Regions from separate parts of the Homo sapiens genome. Here all the other regions are linked to region 1. A link is a loop called in an ENCODE intact Hi-C map of the cell type or tissue named here. Cell type or tissue: endothelial cell of umbilical vein. All regions are shown on one strand.

Region 1 (2,500 bases):
TTCAAGATAACATAATCTTTAGCCTAATAAACATTAGGTTGAATTTTGAAAATGTAAACACTAACTGATCTGTAGACTGACGTCTATTTCCTTGGCAATATTGGCCACACCCATTAAATAATAACTTCTCATTCTCCCTTCCCCCAGCCTCTGGCAACCTCTGTTATACTTTCTGTCTCTGAATTTGACTACTTTAGGTGCCTCATATAAGTGGAATCACATGACATTTGTCCTTTTGTGATACGATATTTTCTTTAAAAAGAAAATGAACAGAAACAGTACATGAGAGAAGTCAGGTCTGCAGCCAGTGTGCCTCTTAGTTCCATATTCATACAAGGCCCTCTTGGAAGCTCAGCTTTGGAGTTGGATATTATCTCAGAAGATATGGCAGCTTAGGAATCTGGTACTCTAAAAACAGATTTACAAGCATTAGACTTTTTTGTATATGTGTGTGGTCATTTTAGTCTTCCTGAAAGTGGTTAAGACCAATATTTCTAGGCAGACTATAGTTCACATCATCCAGTTCTGTAAGTCTTGGATTATCGATCTCATTGTCATGGCAAAAAAGGACAGGGATTACTCAACTCATTACTCCTGTGTCCAGACCTCTGAGCCTGGTGTGTGTGTGTGGCTCAGTGCCTTTCCCATAGTGGCCCACATCCCCCCAGGGCCCTGCATGAAGTTCCTGCAAGTCTACCCCCTGCACGTGCAGAGCAAAAAGAGCTTCCTATGGGAGCTGTTCTCCAGAAAAGACAGAAACCCGGGCCCTAGAGAACCAGAAGATTTAAATTCCAGTTTCAGCTCTGCCATTGACTAATTAGGCAACTGTAGGCAGTTCACTTTGCTCCTTTGGACCAGAGATTTCTCATCTACAAAATGAAAAACTTGGATTTAATTATCTCTGAAGTCACTTCAAGCAGAAATGTAACAATTCTTTGATTTATTAAAAAAAATAACATCAATGATAATGACCAACAGCTAACACTTATTACAAGGCTCCAGGCACTTTCGAAGTCCTTAATATTTAATGTTCACTACTACCTTAGGATATAAGTACTGTGATGCAGAGTCCTGGACACAGAGAAGTCAGCAACTTGCCTGAGGACAGCCTGCAGGACACAGCACTGTGATTTGAACCCAGAGAGTCTGACTTCAGCCCCCAGCGCTCAACTACTATTAATTGAAAGGGCATTGAAGAGACATGATGTCACAATAAAAAGAAAAAAAGAAAAGAAAGCATGTCTTCGACTTTCTAGTCGTCGTGCTTTGTATGGATTCTTCTTTCAACCTTGACGAAAGGGTATAATTAATCTGTAATTAAAGTCATGATAGTTTCTTAATACGAGGAAATGTTGTCATTGCGGTTCTCTGAACACAAGAGGGCGCTGTGGCAAAGCTTACCGTCTGCTCATCCTCTGCCGCAGGAGGGTACAACTTCGTGGGACAAACTTCAAAAGAAAGATGCCATTTCTAAGACCTCATTTATCACCTCGGGATAGCCAGTCTTCATGCCTTTAAAATACAGAATAAAAATAACACATAAATCAACACAATTACATTCCTTCTTGATAGCATCACCAGTCTTCTTGAGGCCTGGCGTCAAACCTCTGCTTCAGTGTTACGTTATGGGGTGCGCATGCCTCCTTAATACCCACCTTGCTGGTATTCTCCAGATGGCTGTCTTCTTAGCAGTAGATGGAATTAAGCACCATAATGAGGGATATTTTATTTAAATCTGCTTTAAAAAAATCTTCCATGACTTATTCACATGTCTGGTTAGCTATCACACTGCCATTCCATGTGATCGGAAATGAGAAAGATTTAAAGAAAGTAATTGTTTAGCATGCAACGGATGTACCTCTTTTGCTTCAGATGAGAATAGGCAGCATAGAAGAACTGGGGCTGATTCGTGGAAGGTTTCCCGTAGCTAGACCCTGGAGGCTGTAAAAAGTGGTTTGGAACTGTGTTTAAAAAATAATAATAATAGAGGGAATAGTGAGGTACCCAGGAGGAGCAGAGAGCGCCTGTTCCAGCCATGGGAGCATCCCCATCAGATACATAGATGCTCTTAATTAATTAGGCTGCTAGTAAACCCTCCTGAGTGTGCAAGACAGGAGGAATTCATTTTCAAGCTTTAAAAAAAAAGATGAGTCTTGGGCACACAGCCCTGTGGCCCATTTGTTATTGTCGTGTTACCCATAAGTCAGCAGTTTTCCTCTCCTGTTGTTGATAGATCTTCCCATACAGTTAGATTTGTTTAGAAAGAAAAGTTTTAAGTCCTTGCAAATGATTACAAACTGAAGAACTGGAAACCCTGGTTAGGAAACAGTTGGAGCACTATGTATGGCTTAATGAAAGGACACAGTCTTTTTAATCCACCAAGCCTGAATCATCAGCTTGGTTAAGACTATCTGTAGAAGGTGAGCAGAGCACTTCAAACCTGGCTATTCGCAAGGGAGAGAAAAAAGCTGCCACTGTCCCCTTAGCATTCCTCTGCTAA
Region 2 (2,500 bases), 110 kb after region 1:
TAATTCAACACTTAATCAAATGCGGTGGTGTTTTTGAAAGATAGCCTGAAGAAAAAGATGACCATGACTTTCACTAATAGAATAGAAAATAGACAGGAGATTGATTATCACTTAAAAGAAAAGGGTTCATTAAACAGGTTCCACTGTGGTTTGCGCAATTCAACCCAAAGTTTCTCTGCTGTAAAGCAATGATAAGATCACTCTGCCCACTGAGATCAATTGAGAAATCAACCAATATTTAAGAAGGTCTGAGACTTGGCAAGGTGCCCAGTGACTGAGAAAAGAGGGTTCCTCTTTCTTTAAGTTGGCAGAAAGACATTCAGCTGTGATTTTTACGTGGCCTGAGCTAAGGAAGAGACTGAGCTAAGGAAGGCAGTGTCTTGTGTAGGTTATATCCATGGTGCTCTATGAGCCTGTGCACCCATTATCCCCAGATATGTCAATGTGCTTCACAGTGTGCACATTTCATGGCACCTGTTACAGTTTTAAAAAGACAGTTTAATTAATTAATGGTGAATGTTCAATCTTAGATGGTTTTTTTAAACTCAAGATAAACCATTATAGCTTGAGTGTTTTTGATGCATTTGGCTAGGAGTTAGGAAATCTTAAAGAAAAATTAATTGCTGTATCAATGGAAACCCCAGTAGGTAGATAACAAATTTGTCATTAATTAAATGAGAAGACTTTTTAATGATTCGAGGAAGCGTCGTCAAGATTGTATGATAGTTTAATTTGCTAACATGGTATGAACCTGTTAGCTTCAGACACATGATTAATAAAAGTAAAACCCCTCATGGAATTTCTCAGATGCTCAGTTCTAGCATGCAGTCATTTTTGAGACTTGCTCAATGTCCTTATCTCACTTTACTGACAGTTCTGCAGCAGCCGTGGCAAATGTAGGTTAGACAAAATATTACATGCAACATTTTCTATGATTCATTTTGCTCCTTTTTCCCTCTTCCCCTTCCTCTCCAGCCACCCTGAGTCATACAACAGCTGTGAGAACATTAGTTACAAGGGAGCGAGCTGCAGACACTTTAGGTGCTGGGCTGTATCCCATTATATCTGGATGCTGACACCAGGATGGGTTCTAAATCCCTTATCACAACTGCCTCAGGCGGAAAACATTTTTTTTTCCTTCTGTTGCTGCTGATGTAAAGATGAAGTTTCTCGAGCTGAGAGAATTTTATGTGATCGTATTGTATGCTAAGCCTCAGAAGATAATTCTGTAGCTCCCATTCATCACAAAAGCAGGGACTTTCAGTTGTGCTTCTTTAAGAAAAAAATTCCCCAGTAGAAATCATACAATGATTTAGCGGACTAAGAAAAAGAAGAGAATCACCAACAGGATGACTTGTGACAATTACACGAAGTCATTTGACTGAGTTATTTCCTTTATTATTCTGTAAATGGGAAAATAACGAACATGCTGGTTATCAGCTGTGGTTTTGCAATGGAGGCGTTCCACCAGTGCAGAGCGGTAATTACGCTGCCCGGTCTCACTTTGCAAATGAACTGAAGCCTGTCTCTTTTAATTGACTGTCTGTCTCTAGAATTTTCTTGATTTATTGCTGCTCAGTAGAATTTACTTTTGTTTTGTTGATGGCATTTGTCAACTCTAGTAGTTACCAAATGGAAATTGTTCTAGAGGGTTGCTTTGGCATAAGTGTGCTCATTTGTGTGGCTTATTGGAGCATGAAGGAGAGATGTGCTTCTGTAAGATGTCTTGCCCTTCTGCCTGCCAGAGGGGCAGGGGCTCACCTGGAGTATGTTTCATCTGGTTCCTTAGATCTGTAAGTGACTATGAAGCCTTTCAACTGGAAGAGTTTAGTCAAGTGTAACTGTATGATTTCGGAATGAATATGGCCCCATCTTTGTTTCCCAGGTGGTGAGTGTTTAGGGCATTATATAGCAGCTGTGATGATGAGAGCTTGGCTTCTCATCTCCAGCTATGTTAGTCTACCTAGGAAGAAGGATTCTTCTCTAAGAAGAATTCAGTGGGACAATATCCAGAGATACAAATCTCAAGAGACAGACTCCTGAAAACAAATTGACTGCTCATTTGGCTTCAGATTCCATGCATAAATCTCCAGCTCTGACTGTTAATCACAGCCACTAGACCTCACGACATAGGATTTTAGAGGCAGATAAAGAAAATGGCAGTTGATGTCTTAGCCTGTTGCTATGCCAGTCTATGATGAACTAGCACTACCTGAACTCAAGAGTAAGAAACAAATGAAACTGGTTATAAGGTTTAGGAAAAAGCAAATAAGCTGTTACTGAGAGTGGTGACCATATGGTACCTATAGGGTACACGGGCCCTCTGTGAAACCCGTAATATTGGGCTGCGTCTCCTCTTTCCTCTACAACCTGACCCCATCGCCTCATTTGATGGATTCCAGTCAATTGTAATTTTGAGAATTGTAAGACTAGTATACTAGTATGCCAATGTCTTGTTCTTTTTTTTTTTTTTTTGAGATGGAGTCTCACTCTGTTATCC
Region 3 (2,500 bases), 120 kb after region 1:
CAGGCTCATAAACAGATGAGATGGAGAAAATAGGTCTTCCTGCTGTTTCAGCTGACGGTCCACCCATGCTGCAGGTCCTGCTGGAAGTTCACTTCTGTGTTCTGGTCTGTGCTTTGATTTCTTCTAATCTTTGGTGATGGCATAAAGATAACGCAATGCAGGCTAAAGAAAACCCTTTAAGAAATCTGTTCACTTACTGGCGGATTTGCTTATCATAGGCATGCCCTGACCTTGAAGAGTCCTTGCTCTGGTAGGGAAGCGCATGTACATGGATGATTAAAATAAATGCTTCATGTCAAAATACAGGTACAGAATGCTATTTTGCTACGAAGGAAAGAATAACTAGCTTTTCCAAGAGGAGTGAGGGAGAGCATCAAAGAGAGCTGGCTTTTAAGGGATAAAGCAGACATTGCCTGAGATAAGAGCTATAGAATTGCTTATTGTGAGAAACTACAGAGTTGGGAAGATCGAGATGAGACAGGCATATGAGCAGAAGTGAGAGACCTGGCAGGAATAAGAGCTAGCACTTAGACCCTGCTTGCTGTAGGGCGTGCACAGGTCTAAGTGCTTTATATCAAGTACCTGTGCAGTTCTCTCCACAGTCCAACAATCCTTCCATTATGGATGAGGAAACACATGCGCACCGAGTTCAGTATCTTACCTAACGCTGTGCGACTGCAAGCGGTGGAGCTGGGCTTTGAACCTATGCAGTCTGGCTTCTACACTACACTTCCAGGCAGAGGGCATCTCCCTGTGCTTCTGGGATAAAACTTGCAGCACTGCCTTGTCTAGGACTCAAGAGGCACTGTTTTCTCCTCCCCTACTGGTTCTGCAGTCTTTCCAACTCTTTCCACTTCATCAATGAGCCATGTCCATCCTCACATCACTATGTGTCTGTGTAATACTTAGGGCCACTGAGTTATGGGGAAAAAGAGAAATGGATATTTCTTAGTATTGTCTGGTGGTTCTGTTATCTCACAGTTCATGGAAACCAGATCACTACAGGCACAAGGCATTACCATCAGTCTCAGAGAAGGCCTGACACCCTGTTATAGATCAGAGAGTCCTGGCCACCACTAAAGGTCTTGGAAAGACACGGGGAAGGCAAGCAGAAGCACAGGTGGCCTGAAGACATCTCCTTCCGGCCAAGAGTCCCCCTGCTCATCCCCCACCCCACCCAGGCACCACCCTCCACAGCTAAAGGTGTTTATGCTGTAGGAACCCTGTGGTGGTAGGAGATCGGGGGTGATAGGGCTGCTTGGATAGGAAACATATGTGATTGTTGGCACTGCTCTTCATACTGTTGTCAAATTCCTCACTGCTTCTGTGTACTTGGGGTGACAGTCTGACAGCCTGTGAGGTCAGACAAAGCCCAGATTACTTCCCTCTCGCCTTTCCGTCTCGCACTTGTGGGCTGCCATTCTTAAAGGAGTCACGTGTGGGCTTTCTTTGCCAGAAGTAGGCATGGCTTACATCTTTTGGGTTTGGGCACTGGAAATGACTCTGCTTCCCCTGCAGACACACCCTGATGAGGCTGCAGGCCACTAGCTCTGCTCCTTTTTCAACATCAGAAACAGAGGCTGACCATTGCTGGGACATTTCCCTTCTCCTGCTCCTAACTTTGTCATAGACGTCTCCTGAACTGCAGTTACTGTGTTTGGAGGTAACATCATCCCCTTCTTTGGTTTGTGGGTAGGGAATACCAGATACGAGGGAGAGCATCCCTAAGGCCTTCACCTGACACCAGTCCTGCCTGTATGTCCTGCAGTTCTCATGGTAAGCCATCAGCCTCGCCAGGCGGCACCTGTGTGCCAAGCAGCATGGCTTATTCATTGTCTTCTCTAGAACACAGAATAGTTTGGGGACATTTCTATGTTTTCTTTCTCCAACAGCCAGATATATGTGTCCACTTAGCTGCACATAATTATTGTCTCTCTAACTCTTTGACCTACACATTTGTCAGATAAAATATTTTGGGTGAGAGCTTGTTAGCAGATCTATTTCCATTCCACTCTTGGCATTTATTAGCGAGCCCTCTTCGGGAAGCCGTATGTTCTGAGAAGTAGGAAGAATAACGCATTTTACCTATAGTGCAATGTCTGGCCAGCGCCTATTCTTTCTGGGTTGAGCTGCTGGAATGTATTCAGGGGATAAGCTGAGAGGCAATTTACGAGGAGTGCTCTCTCCTTGTCTTGCTCCTGCTTCCCTTTAAAATTCCTTGGCTGCCCTTAGTGTGGCATGTGTTTCCATTTATCCTATAGTTCTCAAGACTCAATGGAGCTCTTGTACTTCTGAAGGGCACTTACTAGGAAGCCCTTCTCCCTGACGTTGAGCTTGCACTGATCAAAACGGGGGGCCCCACAAACCATCACAGGGATATCTATGCAAAGAGGGAATGTTTAGCACCAAAGTTAAGGACTGTGCATGCTTTGGCAGAATTACAAAAGGAAAAATAAGTGGACAAAGTATGTTACTTTTTTTTTATTATTATAGGGTGTGT

Evidence for each region. Peaks named below come from ENCODE experiments on the same cell type or tissue, not always from the same donor. Only the 100,000 strongest peaks of a DNase experiment are listed, where the experiment ranks them.
Region 2: a loop joins it to region 1, with 2.8 times the contacts of the local background. A loop is called at or near these places in 10 of 110 quality-filtered maps.
Region 3: a loop joins it to region 1, with 2.8 times the contacts of the local background. A loop is called at or near these places in 9 of 110 quality-filtered maps.

The regions. Positions count from the first base shown.
Region 1 is chr1:231,865,477-231,867,976 of GRCh38, forward strand. The region is part of intron 9 of DISC1 (DISC1 scaffold protein); the gene reads left to right. All of the region lies in intron 12 of TSNAX-DISC1 (TSNAX-DISC1 readthrough (NMD candidate)), which reads left to right. Among named protein-coding and RNA genes, the nearest start is that of DISC2, 48 kb to the left of the region's middle. In endothelial cell of umbilical vein, a CTCF peak has its summit at 1,382 (motif pointing right); a DNase peak (open chromatin) is centred at 1,395.
Region 2 is chr1:231,970,590-231,973,089 of GRCh38, forward strand. All of the region lies in intron 10 of DISC1 (DISC1 scaffold protein), which reads left to right. All of the region lies in intron 13 of TSNAX-DISC1 (TSNAX-DISC1 readthrough (NMD candidate)), which reads left to right. Among named protein-coding and RNA genes, the nearest start is that of DISC1-IT1, 46 kb to the left of the region's middle. In endothelial cell of umbilical vein, no CTCF peak of the experiment used is centred here; a DNase peak (open chromatin) is centred at 1,022; H3K27ac peaks cover 937 bases.
Region 3 is chr1:231,989,218-231,991,717 of GRCh38, forward strand. All of the region lies in intron 10 of DISC1 (DISC1 scaffold protein), which reads left to right. All of the region lies in intron 13 of TSNAX-DISC1 (TSNAX-DISC1 readthrough (NMD candidate)), which reads left to right. Among named protein-coding and RNA genes, the nearest start is that of DISC1-IT1, 65 kb to the left of the region's middle. In endothelial cell of umbilical vein, no CTCF peak of the experiment used is centred here; a DNase peak (open chromatin) is centred at 1,364; H3K27ac peaks cover 539 bases.